Linked DNA regions of Homo sapiens: regions 1 and 3 are each linked to region 2. The links are chromatin loops, found by intact Hi-C in ENCODE. Cell type or tissue: heart right ventricle. All regions are shown on one strand. Links, peaks and the distances in the headings refer to the core of each region. The heading gives the core; the rest is flanking DNA.

Region 1 (7,162 bases), core at 1,205-6,204, 390 kb after region 2:
AAGGGCTGTTAAATTTGGGGCAAATCAATTTTTGAAGCTGTGGAATCTTTTAAAAACAGTTTAAAATACATATTTTCAACTAGGCTGGCTGCATGGGAGTATAGTCCTTTCCTACAAGGTGGGAGACAGAGATACAACTTGACAAGATTTCTTCTAATCCTAAACAACCTCATGGTTGCCTGTGCTCTATGACTTAAGGGTTACCCAAAGGCCCACCTGCATGAAGACATTTTAAAGATCCTGTCTGTCAATCATTAGAATCAATCAGGGAAGGGCCCTAAAATTTACATTTCTAGGTAAGTTCTCAGATGATGTCCCTACTGCTGGTCCAGGGACCATACTGTGAGAACCACTAGTCTAAAGTCATCTCTTTTTCCTTTTTCCATAACACAGAGGGAAAGCGCCAAAGACCCAACACTTTAACTCGTAGTCTGCCACTGCTGAACATGAAAATTTTTACATTATGCTTAATTGGCACCTCCCATAAGACTTATATCAAATTAGTTACTGACTAGGCAATTGAGTTTAGTCATGGCCCATTCTATTAAAAAAAAAAACACAAAAACAGACAATTTGTTCAAGTTCTGAAAAGCCACATGACAAAAAAAGAAATATTTCTTTGGATAGTTCTAGAAGATACGAGTCCACCAGATCTTCCCTACCTACCTCCTAGTACCCCAAATTCAACGTTAAAAAAATAAACAAATAAAGCTATTTCAGATTCTAAGTGGCATTTCACATTTCAGAGCCTTCCACAGGCAATGTAAAGGAATGAAGAGATGTAATGACACAAACAACTAAGAAGCCTGACCTTAGAGACTTCCATCTTGAGAAAGTGAAATGCAAAGTAATCATTAAGGCCTTGAACATACCGAAATATGCATGTCAACATTGCCTATTTCAAACGCTATTTTCCCCAGTGTTACAATATGCCCAATAACAAATATTCTTGTTTATTCTGTTAATGATGATTTACAATATTTTTTTGTTTTTTTTTTATTTTGTTTTTGAGATGGAGTCTCACTCTGTCACCCAGGCTGGAGTGCAGTGATGCTATCTCGGCTCACTGCAACCTTTGCCTCCCAGGTGCAAGCGATTCTCCTGCCTCAGCCTCCCAGGTAGCTGGGATTACAGGCACGTGCCACCACACCCAGCTAATTTTTTTTTGTATTATTAGTAGAAACAGGGTTTTACCATGTTGGCCAGGCTGTTCTCAAACTTCTGACCTCAGGTGATCCACCCGCCTCAGCCTCCCAAAGTCCTAGGATTACAAGAGTGAGCCACCATGCCCGGCCTACAATATTGTATTTAATTGCTTGTAGAAGTACCATGTAGAAAGTACCATCTCTAAGACTGATTCCTTTATCCAGTCAATATTTTATGACTAGCTAAGAAGCATACTTTTATAGAAAATATATTTTAAGTCAATTGTATACATATAAGTTGAATTATTATACGTGTAGTATGAATCTTTGTTAAAGTAGCTTACAATGAATCTTTTGATTAGTATTGATTAGTTTTTTTTAGTTTTTATAGTATCCATGTTTTTTTAGTTTTTATAGTTTTATAGTATACATATAAGTTGAATTATTATACGTGTAGTATGAATCTTTGTTAAAGTAGCTTACAATGAATCTTTTGATTAGTATTGATTAGTGTTTTTAAGTTAAATAATTTAACTTTCTATTCAACATTGACAAGCTTTAGCTTTGATGTAACAGCTTGGCATATGAGAAACTGAAACACAACAACTTTATGTTCTTTACAGAAGGCAATTCTGCTTTTCATAAAACTTGGCCCTTTATTGTGAAAATAATTTGAATAACAAAAGAAAAGAAAGGGCTGGGCATGGTGGCTCATGCCTGTAATCCTAGCACTTTGGGAGGCCAAGGCAGGTGGATCACCTGAGGTCAGGAATTCACGACCAGCCTGGCCAACATGGTGAAACCCTGTCTTTACTAAAAATACAAAAATTAGCCAGGCGCGGTGGCATGTGCCTGTAATCTCAGCTACCCAGGAGGCTGGTCAGGAGAATCACTGGAACTTGGAAGGTGGAGGCTGCAGTGAACCGAGATAGCACCATTGCACTCCACCCTGGGCTACAGAGCAAGACTCTGTCTCAAAAAAAAGAAAGAAAAGAAAGGAAGGAATGATGGAAGGAAGGAAGGAAGGAAATTTATTCTTTTCTTTAAATGGGAGGTGATTCTAAACTCTATACTTTGAGATTGCTCTGTCAAGATTTAGCATAAATAACTTCCTAATTGAATAGTAGGAAGTTCATAAATACCAGCTAAAGTTATGAATAATGTACAACATCTCCAGTGCCCTGCATACACCACCAGTTAGGTCTTATCCAGTGGATTTTAGTCAGCTACACAGGAATGAGGGAATGAGAAATTTTATAATTTAAATGAACTATTTTATCTTGATGTTTTCAAAGCATTTGAGTTCAAGTTCTTACAGATGTATACATGTCGATACCTGTGACCAAAATGCTACAGATCCCATCTTGTGAAACACATTTAAATGGTTATCACTTTCCAAAGGTCTTAATTACCAATACCTGTTAAAAGACATAGCTGAGTCCAAAATTCTCTAATTTTACAACTGTGTAACACATCCACTTCAAAAGTTTGTATACTCACAGAAGTCTGATAACTGCTCACTAGAAAGTGGAACATCTCACATAAAGTGAAAAGACAGGCAGATAGTAACACATGTCCTTTTTGTAAGATGCGGTTGAGTTTAGAGCTCCATCTGTTCCCAGACTTGAGAAGTCTGGGGTTTTCTCAAAACCACCACAAAAGATTTGTATGTTGTACCAACAGAATGTACATATTTTATAAGCATTGTCTGGGCCAAATAATCATTTAAAAATAAATCCCTATTCTCATAACCAAGAATATTTAAAACATTCAGTAAGAATGCTCCAGCCTTTAACAAAATACCATTAGACCCTCATATATTGTCACTATTTATCATTTGGGAAGCATCACTTTTCTTATAAAAAGAGGAAAAAGGTGATAGCCAGTTTTCCCAATCTGCAGGGGTATTGTCAGGACTTCACCCTTGAGAAAAGTGGATTTCTCTGTAGTTTCCTCACCAAAATTGTTTCAAGCTCTTTCTTGCAATTTTCTGCAAGAAAACACTGCAAAGCAAACATCAGTGATCTAACATCAGGCAAGCTTTCCTCCTTGATAATAAATACGTTAGTTTGGAACAGGCTCACAAAGAATCCAGACAGCTCCGATCTGGCCCTATTCCAGGAGAGAAGCGTCTGGTGTCGGGAAGAAACACTCAGCTGTCTTTCAGATGTGTACTTCTATCTACCCCTACTGTCTGCAGCTTGAAACAGAAGTGGTGGCTATTAAAGACCTGTCTTTTGGGCACTGGTGTAAAACATCTTTGCTAAATACTGTGGACAGTCAACTGAAAACATCCTGTATTTACTGGGAATTGATCTTTTGAAATGGTATGGTATATGTCAGGTTAGATACTAGAGAGTTAACAAGAATTACAGGCCGCTGTTTGTCAGGATTAACAGTCAGAATTATAGCATTAGTGTAGGCAATCCAGAGTTCCTTTTTGAATCAAATTTACATACTTTCCCCACGGGCTTCAGGGATGCCAGTCAGGTGCTGAGCTAGCAGCTTCTTTTGTATAAGTTGCATGTGCTAGGGCTTAGCCAAAAGCCCAAGCATGGGGCATTTGGCCAACTTCTCCACATATGCAGTACACCGACTTAGGAAGGAAGTAATAGTGTTTCTACCACAACACCTCACTTAATGCTTGATAAGAGGGAATGTGCTCATAACTTACTGCAAAGCACAAAGAAGATGATAAGAACAACATTTAGCAAGAGACTCTCAGCAGCTTTGCTTGTGCAGTTCCTAAAGACTGACTCAAATGTCACAAAAGGTTAAAAGAGACCGGGTTGCAAGGCAGAAGCAGTCCTTAGGTGTTGAGAGTGCACCAGAAGCCCCTAAGTCAGCAGGGTTCAGAAGAAGAAGTGGATATGGTGGCTGCCACGTAGGGCAAGCCTGGAACAAGGCAGCGGAATGTCATAAGCACCGGACCCAAGTCAGGGACCAACAGCCAGTGAGGAACCAAGACCTAGTTATGACAGAACAACAAAGATTAGCTGGGAGTCACTCAAGAAGTGGGGAAAACCAGAGTCAGTTTGAACCCAAGACTGGATTGATGGTGAAGTCAAAACAAGGTGGAAGGCAAGTAAAAAGCAAAGTTAGAAACAAAGCAAGGGGCGTCAAGCATGATTGAAACTCAGTTACCTCTGGATATCCAGAAATCCAATGCTAAAGCATTAATCACAAACTCAAATGACTGCAGCTCCAGGCTGGTGACCTGAAGGTAGGGATCTGGTGGCTAAGGGTATGACAAAGAGAGTTGTAGTGTGTAGGGCCAACCCTAGAGAGAGGGTTTTTCATTCCATTTTAAAAACATATCTCATATTATATTCTGGCAGCTGAATATATCCACCATCGCATGTTCTAAGATAGGCACTAGGTTAAGTAACGGAGGAGGACTAGTTCAGGAGGTCTGATGGAGTAGGGTTACCTGCCTTGAAGATCATGCCGAGGGAGGTTCTATAGAAAATAAAGCCATTGATTTATCAGCCAGGCATGTGATTGTAGAAAACGAGACACTTAAAACAAAATACAAATTTGCATAGATTCAATGTGCACCACAATTTATCCTCCAGCAATTTATCGAGTTCTACTTAATAGCTCTAAAAGCAGGAAAAACAAACTTTAAAGATAAACCATACAAACTTATTAAATATGCGTTAGCCCAGGAGGGTAGAAAGTTGTTAGAGAACTGGGGAATGTAAATGTAGACAACTGGAGGTGAAAATGGGGAAGGAAACAGCTAAGAAAACAATAATGTTAACAGAGGAAGTCAACTGTTGAGGCAATAGTCACATTACAGGTGAAATAGCAATATCTATGCCACAAAACTAAAAAAAATAGCAGGAAATCATGAAAATACAATGGGGCAGCAATCGAAATGAACATGAACATACATGGAGTAACCTGTTCTATGGGGAAGGCACCACTCTGTGGTTAGGTGCGGGGCTTCAATGACTAGATGCCCAGGTTGGACATTTGTAGTGTGTAGGGCCAACCCTAGAGAGATGGTTTCTCATTCCATTTTAAAAACATATCTGATATTATATTCTGGTAGCTGTATTTATCCACCATTGCATGTTCTAAGACAGGCAGCCTGCTAGGTGGCACTAGCTGGGTGACCTTAACCAAGTTAGTTAACCCCTGTATAGGTCATTTTTCTTCTCTGAAAAATGGGAACACTTATACAAATAAGGTTATCTTACAGGGCTGTTATGAAGAATGAAATTGTATTTGCAGAGCACTCAAACCCTGCTTGGCATACAGTCTTATGTAAGTTTAAATATAAATGTACTGGGTAATTTACAAATATTATTTTACTTAATCCTATCACATCTACAAGATTATTATTCTCAAATCACATTTGATAGATAAATTAAGGTTCAAATTATATCAGTAACTTTCTAAGGATCACAGAGCTGGGAGTTGGCAGGGCTGGATTAGGTGTCTCACCTTCTTATTGTATCACACTACCACCAGCTCCAGGGCATAAAAAATGTCACATTCTAGCAGCCCGCCTGGCAACTTTCTCCACATTGAGGTTTCTGTTTCCTAACAGTTTATTTTCTAGAATAGTTCTTACCTTTAGAAATTGACCAAACTCTTTACCAGGACTGTCAGAAATGGTTAAATTACATGCAACCATATTGGGAATTAGAAGATAGGAGGAGAAATAGATTTTCTCATGAATATGCAAATGAAATTTATCTATATATTTAAAACAGGCATTAAGAGAAAATGTGAGCCTCTGTCAGAGATAGAATGATGCTGGAAGTAAGTTTGTGGAATTCACTATCTTAACTATTGTGAAATAATTATACTGTCAACACATTGAAGTTTCTTATCTAAATGTGAGCAACTCCAAGCCATACATCAGAATAAAGGTCCAAAAAAAGAAGAAGAAAGTTATAGAAATATTTTTCCCCCAATAATTACTAGAGGCTAAGGTTCAGATTTGCTTTTGTAAAGGCAAACTGACTGCCCATAGCCCTAATATCACATCTGGAAATTCCAAGTTCCGGCGTGCAAGCATTATGGACAAGGCCTCTGGAAAAATCTCATGCCAGGGAGAATTGTGGATTCTCTGCCATCCATGCTGAGCTTGGAATGTTACTGTCCTATTAAAGTTTCCAAGCTCTTTTCCCTAAGAAGCTTTGTGGGCACCCTGAGCAGGCCTTGCCCAGAGCCTTAGGACTCAGAAATAAATCAGAAAGGGAGGATACCTAAAGAGGAAAGCTAGAAGTAAACATATGGTGAGAGAGAAAAGAGGAGAAACGTGACTGTATCAAGTTGTTTGAGACTAAGCTTGAAAAGGCTACTTAAAAACAGGAAGGAGAGGGAAGCAACAGAGAGAATAGAGGCAGATGGAAAATTTAAACAGAGCCAAGAGAAAGGAAGGCAAAAGAGGAAAATTATGAACTATGGAATTAGATTTCATGCAAGGGAGTCATCAGTGTGTGGACTATGGCACGTTTTCAGAAGAAATTCCCCACAGTTCCTCCTACTTCAAGACAGAAAGTAGTATAAAGCATGAAGGAAGAATAGAAAGGAAAAAAGGAAAGGGAAAGGCCTATGATGATACATTTGTTAATCCTTCTATACCCTTCACTCTTATTCCATTTACTTTAGGATTTATTCCCATCTACCCAGTATATAGAGAATAAACAAAAATACAGGAGACTTGTATATGCATCTTTTACTCAGAGTTCAAAGCAATCCACGAATAACTCAAATGTTTATCATGCCTCACTGTCTAAAGCAGGATGTAAATGGAAAAGCAAGTCCTGAAGGGAAGAAAGCAAAAACCAGGTCATCCTGCTTTCTTCTCTGTTTCAAGTACCATTTGGCTTCTACCTTTCCCCTAACCCCCAAAGCACACTAAACGAATGTACTGCTAATACCAGCTACACCAGGCAGGACCTCCCTAAGGGGCCCAGATTTTCTCTCCCACTTTGTCTTCTGCTTCACTTCAAGATTACACATGAGCAAGGTTTCTGCTCACACTTAAGAATAAGATA
Region 2 (7,162 bases), core at 1,136-6,135:
AATTTAAAGAGGAGTAAGATTAGTACACTATGGAAACTATTACAATGACTATTTGCTACTTATTCTGAAATGTATGTAATTAATAGACTCTGAATAGACCATAAATAAATCACTTAACTAGTAAATGGGAAATAACTCTAATAAAACACTTGTTTAAATTATAAATGAGTCCATGAAGGGAGCCATGCAGTCCAAACTCACCATCCTGAATACCTCTTGATCAGTTGCAATTTAACTGCTATTTACCAGCAAAAAAAAAAAAAAAAAAAAAAAAAAAAAAAGAGCAATGATCTCAATCATTGAACTCATACTTAAATGCCTGATTTGATAGACATCTGTTTTATAGGTCTTACAAATTCTTTACAACTAGTGCTTCTAGAGAATGTTGAAGGAACTGGGATGTAGACTAGGTTTTGTCAAACTCCAGATCCAAGAAAACTCCATTATCCTGAATCTCCAGAAATCTTGAGAGGGTAGAAAAAGTTAATCAGGAGAATTTTATACCCAAAAGGCAGAATGAATTTACTGGTGATGGCAATTAGCTCCTTTTTAGCCATAGTCAAAGAATTTGAACAGTTTCATTACAGTTTAACATATAATGAAAAACTTTTAATGGGAAATGATTTTACAATCCAGCCAATGAGATTACAGAATGATGCATTTACAATCTCACACAAATTATCAAGATGAAAACAAACACAAAGTGACATTTTCAAAATCTTTATTGTAATGTAGTCATTACCATCTCTAGCACACAAATATTTTTGCTATATAAGATGATACGTTTTATTGCTTCCATTCAAACTTGCTCTAAAAACCCCTAAGGAAAATTGGTAAAAACTCATGAACCCCTTTTTCTGACAACGGAATTCCATCATAAAGAACCCTTAGGTAAATGACCTTGTAAGTTTTCTGCTAAATTCCTCCATTATTTGCACTCAGTTTTATTCACAGGAATAAAATACACCTTTGGTATTTAGTTTAGCAGTGTCCATAAAACCAGTTGCTACCATATATCCTATTGTTGACTGTGTTTTTTTTTTCTTTTCTCAATTTGTGTTGGGCTTTATTTTCTTCAAATTACTCCATTTAATCAATAATCTTTCCCATCAAGAAAACTTTCATCCAATTAATGTTACAGTTATAATTCACGAAGTTTGCATGATGACATATGACACGAGTGGATAATATGTCAGCTATGCTGCTGAAAGCTATAGAACTGAACTTGAAGGCTGATGAATGATCAGGGCTTATTTAAAGTATAATTAATTTGTCACCATCTAGAAGATTTGATATAAATTATTCTAAATCCCCACTGCTAAATATCTTCATGATCCAAAAGGTTAAACTAATTCCAACAAAATCTATAAATCTAAAATAGGCCATCTTAAATATCTTAATGCTAACTCAAGGTGTAAAGAACCTTTAGGAAAAAATTATCATATTTAACAGATGTAAATTATCTCCCACCTGTGATATGCCTGTAAGAAAGACAACATTTTTATTGTTTTCTTCCCTATTACAGAGTATGAATTTAAATAATAATTACAAAATGAGATAACTCTTAAAATAATGAGGTAAACCTATGACCTTGTTTCACCCAACCAAGATAAATGTGAGGGAAAGCCACTTCAGTTACCAATTTTGGAGGCATGACGTATCTGGCTATTACTCTCTTTCCTTCCGCAGAAACTCAGATTTCTTGTTTAAGGATAACTGATTGAGTTTCAAAGTAGAATCCAGTTGGTAGTAAAGGCTTAGCTCAGGATGTTGCTGCAACGTGACCTTTGTCCCCACACTGCTGAGAAGAAAGAAGACTATATCCTTCAGAAACATTGCTGCATCTACAGGTGGCAGGTGCTATTATTATGTGAAGTTGGAGCCTAAGATAAATAGGAAACTTTACTCATGAAGTTACAAGGACAGACATCAGCCTGGTCACCTTTCTTAATTTGAGTCACAGTGTTTAATTACTCTTGTGTTTACATTTCCATGAACAAAATGGACATGAACATGCAGCGGATTTAGGAGTCACTTAAGGAGTGGCCCATAATGTTGATCAAGAAACACTTGGTGAATACTTACTTGGCTTTTAATCACAGGGCATTTAATGTTCAGCAGAACAAATAGGTTAGAAATAGATTTTCTTAAACTTTATAGTAAGAAATGAGTGAAGTATAAACTCCAAAGGGGGCTTTATTTATTTATTTATTTAGAGACGGAGCCTCGCTCTGTTGCCCAGGCTGGAGTGCAGTGGTGCAGTCTTGGCTCACTGCAACCTCCACCTCCCGAGTTCAAGTGATTCCCCTGCCTTGGCCTCCAGAGTACCTGGGACTACAGGCATGTGCCATCATGCCCCACTAAGTTTTTATATTTTTAGTAGAGATGGGGTTTCACCATGTTGGCCAGGCTGGTCTTGAACTCCTAACCTCGTGATCCACCTGCTGAAACCTCCCAAAGCACTGGGATTTACAGGTGTGAGCCACCATGCCGGGCCCTATTTTTATTTTGAGATAGGGCCTCACTGTGTCACCCAGGCTGGAGTGCAATAGCATGATCACAGCTCACTGCAGCCTCAAACTCCTGGGCTCAAACCATCCTCCCACATCAGCCTCCCAAGTAGCTGAGACTAAGGGCATATGCCACTACACTTCACTAATTTTTTTTTTATTTTTCACAGAGATGAGTTCTTGTTTATGTTGCCCACACTGGTCTCAAACTCCTGGGGACAAATGATCCTCCTGCCTCAGCCTCCCAAAGTGCTGGGATTACAGGCATGAGCCACTGTACCTAGCCCAGAAGGGGCATTTAATAGGTAATAGTAGTTAAAAATAACTGCATTAAAATGAACCTGGAAAGAAGAAATTTCTATCGACCATTTAGGCTAAATGTGTTTGGTTTATGATAACTTCATAATTGACTGGCATAAAACATAGCACTTTAAAAATTCAAAATAGGATAAAGGCATGTGAGAGAAAAGTAATCAGAAACTTTTAAGGCAGTACCTAAAAAAAAAGATCTATGTAGAAATTCAAAAATCGAAGTAATACTACTTATATAGGTATCCAGTGGCTTAATTCATTCAAAAGACATTTTAGGAGCCATGCTTTTCTGATTTTTTTTCACTTCACAGAAGTGAAAAGGCCACACACATAAATGTGTTACATTACTTCCCATTACAGTGTTTTTGAGTTGCTTTGCACTAATGATTTTTTAACTTCTTAAAGAATCAGGTCTCACAATTATTCTTGTTGCTATTTTTAGAGACTGGATCTGGCTACGTTGTCCGCACTAGAGGGCAGTGGCACAATCATAGCTCATTGTAACCTGGAACTCCTAAGCTCAAGCAATTCCCTGCCTCATCCTCCTGAGTAGCGACGATACAGGCACACACCACCATGCCTGGCTAATTTTTTAAATTTTATTTTTTTGTAGAGACAGAGTCTTACTATGTTTTGCAGGCTGGTCTTGCACACTTATTTGTAAGAGCTTGGAAACTTTTTCCAATCAAAATTTTATAAAGAACCATAATATGTACAGTGGGCACAGTGTTGGCAAGGAGGAAACTGATCCCTGTTCACTCAGTTTCCCCCAAAGCAGAATGGTACCTAAGAAATGTATGTTGAAAACTGGTAGTCCAAGGGACTCTTGTCTTAGGACGTACCAACTTAAAAAGCACCATGAATAATATGCATAACAGGTCTATGGAAATATATATATATATATATACATATATATATATATACATATATATGCGAAATTAAAATAAGACTGAAAGATCATATATACATAGATCAGGAATGATCTTTCTGTCTAATTTTCATTGTGCAGATAAGTGAAAGATAGAAGACCTAAACAGTACATCAAAGTGACTATCTAGTTATTAATATTAAGAAAAAAAGAGAGGAAACAAGTGACATGTATTGAATGGCTGCAATGTTATCAGGCACTATGCTAACTCAAGCCTCCTAAGACTTAGAACGGCTCCGTTTCTGTTATTCCAAGGAACACTGTAAATGGACTGGAGACCAAAATAGTCAGTCAGGCTCCTAGATGAATGTACAAGTAATGGAAAAAGAGGGAAAATACTAGGGAATTGCTACGTGACAAAAGACAGTTTACACTGATCCCCAAATGGGTTAACCAAATGTGGCTTAACTCTCATGGTCCAAGTTCTATTTTTGTTCCTGAAGTTTATGTCCAAATTTGATAAATACTGAGAGGGATAGAGGCTTAGCATCATAGTCATTACCAGGAAAACATCCTGCAGATGCACAGAACTGCATTTTCCTTGCTGCCTCAGCAAGAACACTTGAGATGCTCAAACACCAAGGGAAGGGCGGTTATTAACAACAAAAACATCAGACGCCGCAAACAAGGACACATGGAACATCAGTGTCTCGTATTCTATAAATATTCTAGCTACAAAATTCCGCTCTGAAAGAGATGACAAGGTTTTCTTTTCAAATCATATCATTTGTGTTTCCTCATAAATGAAGTGAAAAAATTGAGCAAATGAAGAATAAAAGACGTATCTCATAACAAGCATAAATGTGGGTGGCATCACCATGGAGTCATTAGTTGAAATAAACAGAAATGAAAACAATCCATGTAAGTCTCATGGTTGAAGCCTGACTTACACAGCATTTGACTACAACGGTCCTTCTCAAATTTTATTGTACATAAGAATCATCTAGAGATCTTGTTAAAATGCAGATTCTGATTCAGTACACTTGGTTTGATACAAAGTCTGCCTGTCTGGCAAGCCCCCAGGTGATGCTGATGCTCCTGTTTTGTAGACGTTTGAGTAGCAAGGGAATTGACCACCATTCTCCTGGTAACAAAATACGAAGTTTCCATTCCTCACTGGATGAAACTGTCCTCGGGGATGGCACTGTTGAATTTTCACTGTTAACTTTTCACTTTGTTAAACTCTCACATTTAACAAATCTGAGCTCTGCAAAGACATAAGTATCCCTGGGAGGAATAACCCATTAAGCTCTTGAGAGGAAAGGGTATTCTGATCCCACCATTTTTGGGACATTTTAACTACATGTTTATGGATACAAAACCTTTTAGATCAGATTATGTAAGCATTGAAACACTTTTTTTTTTTTTTTGAGATGGAATCTTGCACTGTCACCCAGGCTGGAGTGTAGTGGCGCGATCTCAGCTCACTGCAAGCTCTGCCTCCTGGGTTCAGGCAATTCTCCTGCCTCAGCCTTCCGAGTAGCTGGGATTACAGGCAGCCGCCACCACGCCCATCTAATTTTTTTTTTTTTTTTTGTATTTTTAGTAGAGATGGCGTTTCACCATGTTGGCCAGGCTGGTCTAGAACTCCTGACCTTGTGATTCAATCGCCTCAGCCTCCCAAAGTGCTGGGATTACAGGAGTGAGCCACCGTGCCAGGCAGAAACACTTTCATAAAGTATATTCCAAAATCAACTGCATTTAGCCAAGTCCATCTCTTTATCAATTTTACATACGTGCTATCAAAACATTTTCATTTCACTTTATGGAAATTATTTTCTGGGTCAGTTATTTTTCATGCACATTTTACAAATTGTATTTTTTTAGTCCACATCAAGTTTTATCATTGTGATTTTCTTTGGTAGCTATTACTTCCACATATCCAAATTTCTGGGGTGGAAATTTCACAATTCTAAATTTGGTTTATATTATTTGATTTTTCTGGAATGTTTACAATGTGCTGTTTCAGCTGTTGTCAGAATCGGTGTTGATTAATTCCTGCACAAATATGAATTTTATAAAAGAGGGTTTGCATTTATTTCTCAGACAAACAGCCTAAAACGGAAAAGGCTCTGGATCCGGCTATACATAGGTCAGCTTAGATGAGTATTGGGGTAAAAAAGGCTTTTGAGGTGTAAGAACAAGTTCCCAGAGTGTGTACGGCAGGGGATGCCTAGCAGAGGGAATGCAAATCTCAAGAGGACAATGAAATATATTGGAATGAAGAAAATATTTACTTACTATCCAATAAAGCATACCATCCACCCTACCTAGAGTATTGGGAAGTGAAATCAATTCTCTGTCTATCCTGTAGTATATCAGTTTTTTTCAGATATTTATTTTCTTCTTCCAATAATTATCCATATGCAGTTATGAAGGGCTACTGGAATTTTACAAACAATGCCATAGATGCCATTAACTTAAAAAATCCCGTAATTTCACCATTGTAATATTTGTGAATTTTGCTTCCAGTTCACAGAATAGAAAATGAAACTTTATCCATTCTTAGATAAAGCACAATTAGGGAATTGATCCTTAGACCTCACCAAAACACTCACATCTATAGTGCTCATGTTGTTTTACTATTTCCCAGTGGAATGGCCTATATGAAAAATTTGAAATGTATTTTATATTTAAAAAAATCAAAATATCTATGGGATATATATACTCTATGTATATCTGAGTTTCTGCTCTCTTTAAAACAGAAAGCTCTTTTTTAGATTTAGATTAAATAAAGTATAAAAAAGACTAAATTCTTCTCACAGAATCATGCGTTTTCAAAAAAGTAAAATTTTATGAATTTATAAAACGTGTATGCAAATTGTGCTCATCTGTTTTTTTTCCTTCTTTCTGTCTCCAAATTTTGCCTCTCTCCATCCCTTTTTGCCCCCATGGCCATAAACTACGTTCATGATAATTCTAGAAGTTATAGACACAATTTGGAAGATTAGATCCTGTTTATGAGAAAACCTCTCAAATATGGTAGGTTTTTGGGTCTTCTATCACAAAGTGCTTATCCCCTTGTCTGAACAGTTACAATAGATCAATAAATACACTCCCATAAGCTCACATTTTTTATACTCATTTTCAATTCTAAAATATGAGCAGCAAATCAATGACAGATTTTATTTTTTCTCGAAGACAACATAAGAGCAAATGACTATTCTGCCACTAAAACAATTTCTAGAAAGCAATTTTCGCTTGGCACAGTGGCTTATGCCTGTAATCCCAGCACTTTGGGAGGCCAAGGTGGGTGGATCACCTTAGGTCAGGAGTTCGAGACCAGCCTGGCCAACACGGTGAAACCCCATCTCTACTAAAAAAGAAAAAAAGAAAAAAAATTAGCTGGGTGTGGTGACACACACCCATAGTCCCAGCTACTCAGGAGGCTGAGGCAGGAGAATCGCTTGAA
Region 3 (7,162 bases), core at 771-5,770, 160 kb before region 2:
ATAAGTTTCTTCCTTTGAAAAGCAGAATATTAGATTAAAATAAACTCCTGTCAGTTCATGGGTAACATTGGTAAACAAGGTAGCTCAGATAGGTGGATTAAACAATGGAAAGAAAAGTAAACCGGGTGAAGTTCTGGTCATGTTCCCCCAACGTTTCAGAGAGATGGACAAGCATGTAAGTAAAATGATAAATAGGATTGTGCAAATGGGCTCATTAAGAAGCAAGTGTGCAAAGATTAATGGTTTGGAGGAAGTTGTCTAAAATTCCATAGGTATATGATAGCTTTTCTTTACCAAAACTACATTTGTTTCAATAGCAAATTTTAATATAAACCAATTGTATCATTAAGAATATATGTTCAGGAAGATTCCATTAAAATTTTCCCAAACTTAGATCCATATTACTGTATAAGAAATAAAAACAAATGCTTTTTGTGCCTGTTTATATTACCTTGTCCTTACCATGCTGAGCACACAGGCCCTGCATTTCTTTATGTAAGAACTTCTCTGGCTGGATAATCTCTGTTGTCCTCCTTTGTAGCAAGTTAGAAGTTTTGGAGAAATCACAACTACTAGGGGTACCTACAAAAATTAAAAATTAAAAAAAACCCAAACGACCAGGGGAGACATTTTACTAGTCAATCAGGGGTTGGTGTATAAATAACCTAGCTCCCTCACCCCTTGTGTATGATGACTCTAAGATGTGTACCCTACACTGGCTCTTGGAGTTGCCCTAGGGTATTGACCTGCAGTCACCCACAGTGGTAGCTGAATTAATAAGGTGCTCTTGTCCCGATCGCCATCTATCAGTGTTGTTTCTTCACGTGCTCCTGAACCTCCCCAGAAGCATCTGCTCCTTGGGGAGCAAGAGCTAAAACAGAAATTATCATCAACTCTCAAATATTATGAATTGAGCAATTTTATAAATATCTAACTTTTCATGTTCTGGCCTTCGTGCAGAAAAGAGGAGCCAGCAGTCATCTATGAGACAGGGTGGCTGATGTAACAAAAGATCTATCCTTTCCAGTTCTCATACAGTGTGTGACATTGCTACTCAAGGGCCTTTCATCAACAAATGATTAATTGGTGAGGAATGACATTACCTTCCTTGAATAAAACATAATTTAGTACAAATGATCGTTTTTAATTAGCTTGCAATAATAATGGCAGGTACCATTTATTCAGCACTTACTGTGTTCTATGTTGTATGCTAAGTGCATTTATCTTACCTCTGAGATTGGCACCATAATCTGTATTATAATCAGCTACTATAATCAGGAAATATAATCCCCATTTTAAAGATGAAAAAAACTGAGAGCCTAACTCACGTGAAGTCACACTGCTAGTAAGGGGCAGATCTGGGCTTGGAAGCCAGGATTGCTTGAATTGGATGCCTGTGAGTGTCCATAATTAAGTGTCACCATCCATCTTTGTTACAGAGATCAGGATCCTAAGGGAGTTAACAGAAGACATGGAGAGTTTTTAAAATGTCAATGCCTAGGGGATCTTTACTGACGGCAAGAAAGAAGAAAGAAACATTGAAATCCTAGAGCCTGGTCTTGGTTTAGTGACCCCCCTGGCCTTACCCTTTGTCCCTTGGCCATCTCACTGCTCAATTTGACCAGTTCAAACAACAGAGGAATGAAAAAGAAATAAAAATCAACTTGGAAATTAGCACAACTTTTACTGTGGGAACTGGTTTACATTTTTGGCTAAAATTAAGCTTGGGATTGTTTGTGAAACTCAATGAAGCAAGAGTTGGCAATGTGTACAGGCAGAGTGTGTTCTCCCGTGCTGTCCACACACGATTTCCTAACAATCAAAAGAAAATGCTTTATCTGTTAGTAAAAGTTAGCAAAGTTTCATAACTTCCTGTAATTACTACTCTGAGAGTTCACAATGGTTATTTTTTCACATGAAATTGTTAAATGAGGGCTGCCTGAGATTTCACTTAAAATTTTGCACTTGGAAGAAAAAAAGGGGAAAAAATGAGAAGCCAACAGAATAACAACTCTAGAAGTGAAGAACTAACATTTAAAGAGTGAAAATAATAATTAAAAGTAGGATCTATATATTAACTAAAATGCCCCTCCTCAACAAACATAGGAATACATACTCTACACAGAGTTCTAAGAAGTTCGCAGTGAGCTTACATTTGTGGAATGCCTACCATGTCTCCAACCAATTGTCCATATTCTTACATTTAACCTTTCTACAAATCCAGTAGCATTAGTATCACTAATCCTTTTTTATTAATAAGGAAAAAGTCACAAAACCTGAATTCATACCATTTTAAAATTTGTTAGTTTTATTTATCCTTTCTTATACTAGATCTTTGCAAGACTAGATAATAATTCATTGCTTCTAGATAGTCTGCGAGATCCTAATATGAACAAACTGCTACAGTAGTAGTAAGAGTAAAACTCCAAAGGGACTTGGAATTTTTCATGTTATTTGAGCAAAAGTGTTGTTTAAAAAAAATGGCCAAACTTGCTTTCAAAATGAAAAGGTGAGTGACTCAGCAGTGGGCAATGAGAGACTCTCACCAGCCTATAAGTGCAGTGATAAATAGCAGACATTGCTTAGCTAAGTTATGAATAACCACACCAGGAATGTGTCTGCTTAGGCTCCTGTGCCTGACAATTGTTACATGAATATAAAACAATCTGCCTTGTATTTTTTTTTTAAAAAAAAATTTGCATGCAGCTTTTTACTTTGCTAGATTTTAAAATTTGGGGCTGGGGTGGGAGATGGGTAAGAACAGTTTTTAATTTTTTTTATTTTTTTATGCTTCCTCCTCTTTAGCCACAACATTTAGGACAGTCACTTGCACAGATAATGTGTTTAAAACATAATTGAACTCTAAGTATATGCAAATCCTGAAATACCTAGAAATTCAGAAACTTCCTATATTAATTGGAATTCAAAAAAAATCAAGCAGGAAATTACTGTGACCACCTACATCCATATACGGATATACAAACTAATTGTTAGTCTTTGCTAACAGTGAATCCCAAGTAACCCAGAACAGAGTAACTCTTGCTAACTAGTTCTACAGTAATAACTTTTTTTAGGAATAAGAGTAAGACAGCCCTATGAAATATTTTTAAAGCAGATTTCCTCTTATGACGAACAATTGTAAAAGGTTTATCTTTCTACAATAGGACATGTTCCCTCAAAATAGTAGAGAAATTTGTTATATAGACAAAGGCTTCCATGAATGATTTTGAGGATGTAAGTTGGAAATGAAAGAGAAATATAGTTCCAGACTTGGGTGAAAATGTATGTGACAAAAAGATGACATAATCTATCAAAATGTAATGAAAAACAGATATCAGAAGCAGAGGCAACTAATGTAGCCATGGCCACCCCCTTGCACACCCCCTTCCCTCAACACACAAACCTGCCTCACTCTCCAGAGGCTGTCTTGGCTGACACAGAGGATGCATTCCATACATGTTTCAAATACCAAGGATCAAGAAGCAAATCCAAGTGTTCACTGCGTAAGTGTTCCTGTCATTTTGTGGTATTTTGAAGAAACCACTGTGAAGCAACTTGATTCAACTATTGCTTTAAAACTCAAACACTGATCATGTTGACACTGTCTACAGTAATCAGTGTTTGAAAAATAATGGATAAACATTTTACTATTTGCCTTTAAAGAACAAAACAAGAGTAGTATTTCCAACCTAGCTAAGAGGGGACAAACAGAAAAGATAGAGAATTCAAAGTTTTGTCTTAGGATGAACAAAAATCAATCTGAAATTATTGATCAAATCATTGAAATTATCATTATGTACAGCTTCGGTCTCAACCTAGTTCACTGATGTTACCCATTTCTCTACCGAGAAGGGCACATTTATGAAACTGAAGAATGACTGTATGAATAAAGTATGTTAAGCTTTCTTATATGCTAATAGTAGTTAATCTTTGCAATAATCTTTTGAAGTAACATGATTTATTTTACAAATAAGTAAACTGAGACACAAGAAAACTCAGTCATTTACCCAAGATCATAGTCAATAAATAAATGTGGACCCTAAATTTTAGCTCAATAGAAATAAATTGGCATGCTTTTCCCATCCCCCTGTTTATAAGATATATATTTGCCCATGACTTGGGCTGTTTATTAGATATAGGACATCCTCAGAGGCATCCATGTATGTATATGCATTCAATAATGACATTATTCCTCAGGCATGAAACACCTTAAAATATCTTTCTAACTATCCAGAGAAAATTATAGTCATGAATTTGAGGTCTATGTATTAGTCTGAATTTGCTCTGTACAGCATCACACATCACAATTATGCATTTTCAAGGAATGTTTTCTGATGGGTATTTGTCTTTAATTCATTCTAAAATTTGGGGAAAAAATGTAAAGAAGAGTGTTGTATTTCTATCAGATATCATAATGTTGGTTTGTCATAGAGAAAAGTATCTCAGTAAAAAACCACTTTAGTCTCAATGTAAATTATGCAGAAGTGTCTTAGCCATTAAACAGAATAAGTTACAGTGTATGTTTCTGGAAATATAAATCTAGACACATAAATCAGGATGTCTAGTCAGTGATTTAAAAAAATATTTAGCACAGTGGTCATATAAAGGATCTGTCCGTACCAAAACATAAATGAGCACAATGTACATTTTTAAAGCAAATATAAGCACTAAACTTGAACACTAATCACTTATCCTAAAGAAAAGAGAGCATGATTATATATATAATTTATAATTATGCTTAAGGTTATGTTTCCTGCTTTGTAAAAGACCTATCTTAACTTTCAGCCCCTTTGGAGGTAGCAGTATACTCATTACTATCATGCAGGAACAATATAGCTATTCACATTTGCGATGTGCTTTGCAATCGCTATGGATCATGAGGATAAATGATGGGAGAGAAAATGATAGAAAGGGAATCTGAGAAAATGATGGGAAGAGGAAAACACATGGTCAGTTTTTTGATTAGGTTGTCAAATAAAGTCTCTTAATGTAACGTTTACAAGAAAATCTTGAGATTACTCCACTTTTTCTACGGTTCTGTTGTTCCGTTTTTAATGTGAGCAAGTCAGGTCACTCAAGCATATTCAAGTTCAACTCACTAAAGCATAATAATGCTTATTGTTATACTTCATTATAAACAGGGCTCAAAACAATGAATATTGACAAGCTAAAATTATACCTCTTTAAGTCTTAGCAAGCTTGGTTAAATGGTTATATATGCAAGATCAAGTTAAAATGGAAACATGAGGCATTTAAAAAATATAGAGGTCGGGCGCGGTGGCTCACACCTGTAATCCTAGCACTTTGGGAGGCCAAGGCAGGTGGATCACCTGAGGTTAGGAGTTTGAGACCACACTGACCAACATGGTGAAACCCCATCTCTACTAAAAATACAAAAGTTAGCTTGGCATAGTGGCAGGCATCTGTAATCCCAGCTACTTGGGAGGCTGAGGCAGGAGAATTGCTTGAATCCAGGAGGCAAAGGTTGCAGTGAGCCGAGATCCCAGGAGGCAGAGGTTGCAGTGAGCTGAGATTGTGCCATTGCACTCCAGCCTGGGCGACAGAGGGATACTCCATCTCAAAAAAAAAAAAAAAAAATAGAGAGAGAGAGAGAGAAGGGTCACACATAAATAAGATTTATACTTAACTTGTTTGATTGCTACCAGTGTTAGATTTGAAAGCTATGCACATAAACTATTGGGAGCAAATCCGCATTGTTATGTGACAGAGAAAAGATGGCATCTAGAGGAAGAAACGTGCTATTTATTTTCAGTGTTTTTTTCCATAAGATTTAACTCTAGGGCAGAATTATGAGTCTCTGTCAGAGAAACCAACCAAAAATAAAAATTGAACCTGGTGCTTGTACATCTTACATGACAGATGAAAGAAGACTCAATAAATCACAAGTGTCATGAATTAAGCCATTTTGTTTTATTTTATTTTTTCCTTTGGGGCATTTCTGTGGGACTTCTTGACTTTTCTTTCTAAGATGAGTAGAAATGAGGCATGCATTAAACAAATGATTGGCTATTACAAAGAACCACTTTATTGATGTTGACAGAAACCCACGAACAAGTCATGAAAAGAGAAGTACCAAGAGTGTGTGCTATTATTTCTTAATACTAGAGCAGAGAAAGTTCATTTCAAGCCATATTTTGGGTCAATCTTACCATGAAGGAAAGTTATTCCTCAGGTCAAGGGTAAGTATTCTGGGAGAAGGTACAGAACCCATAATTATTTAGTCAATTTTCTTCTTGACGCTTTGTGGCCTAGAAGATTTAGTACAAATAGAAGAGAAAACTTTTGTTCTGCAAAATACTTACAAGAACTTATACCTCAAGAAATGCTCTGTTCTCCCACAGTTTGATGAAAGTGTCAATACAAGACTGCGATGTCAAAATATGACTGGCATATTTATACAATATCTCTTTCTGTCTGCAATTCCATGGAGTTAAACTTGCTGAAAACCATAAGATAATAGAACTCCCTCTGGTAGATTATATTTTCTAGGTGTACCTAATCCTCCAAACATGTATAAACCTTGCTAAGCATTGCACACAAAGAATATAAAAACCCTCTTAAGCACATGCTAATTATGAAATCTAAAATATATTCCCATTCTTTTGCACTGAGACATGAGACAGATTTTCAGTTCCATGAGTTAAACTGATACAAAAATTCCTAAAATAACATTCTTTTCTAGGTGATAAATTAACACTAGTCCAAATAAACAAATTGTAGCAAAAAGCAGAAAAGTAAAAGTAGGAGTTTATGACAGAGCACAAAGTTCAAACTGTTTAGGCAAAACAAAAATGCAAAACTAAAATACTGGTATGGAAAGCACAGAACTTGAAAGAGAATTCTGGGCCTCTAAAATTTCTGATAAGTATACTAACTAACAACAATTACTTTCAAAACTCTTGGCAACATGAATGTAGAGATTCAATTTAGCACTTGAATACTGTCAAAACTGAGTCATGAAAATATATAACCCATTTCAAAGTTATCACAAAGAAACATAATTGATTAGAGATAATTGATTAGAGGTGAAGAACAATTTGAATCAGTTATAACAGAAAAATTTAAAAATATACATATATCATTTGTTTTTCATTTTTTTGAGACAGGGTCTCATTCTGTCAAGAACACAGCTCACTGAAGC

What was found. Peaks named below come from ENCODE experiments on the same cell type or tissue, not always from the same donor. Only the 100,000 strongest peaks of a DNase experiment are listed, where the experiment ranks them.
Region 1: it touches region 2 in a loop (2.8-fold over the local background); 2 of 110 quality-filtered maps call a loop at or near these places.
Region 3: a loop joins it to region 2, with 2.1 times the contacts of the local background. A loop is called at or near these places in 10 of 110 quality-filtered maps.

What each region holds. Positions count from the first base shown.
Region 1 is chr3:29,141,144-29,148,305 of GRCh38, reverse strand. No RefSeq gene overlaps it. Among named protein-coding and RNA genes, the nearest start is that of RBMS3-AS3, 140 kb to the left of the region's middle. In heart right ventricle, for the core only: a CTCF peak has its summit at 3,339; a DNase peak (open chromatin) is centred at 3,265; H3K27ac peaks cover 372 bases.
Region 2 is chr3:29,528,830-29,535,991 of GRCh38, reverse strand. The region is part of intron 3 of RBMS3 (RNA binding motif single stranded interacting protein 3); the gene reads right to left. Among named protein-coding and RNA genes, the nearest start is that of RBMS3-AS2, 110 kb to the left of the region's middle. In heart right ventricle, for the core only: a CTCF peak has its summit at 3,311 (motif pointing right); no DNase peak of the experiment used is centred there; H3K27ac peaks cover 4,308 bases.
Region 3 is chr3:29,690,386-29,697,547 of GRCh38, reverse strand. All of the region lies in intron 4 of RBMS3 (RNA binding motif single stranded interacting protein 3), which reads right to left. Among named protein-coding and RNA genes, the nearest start is that of RBMS3-AS2, 51 kb to the right of the region's middle. In heart right ventricle, for the core only: no CTCF peak of the experiment used is centred there; a DNase peak (open chromatin) is centred at 3,396; H3K27ac peaks cover 3,543 bases.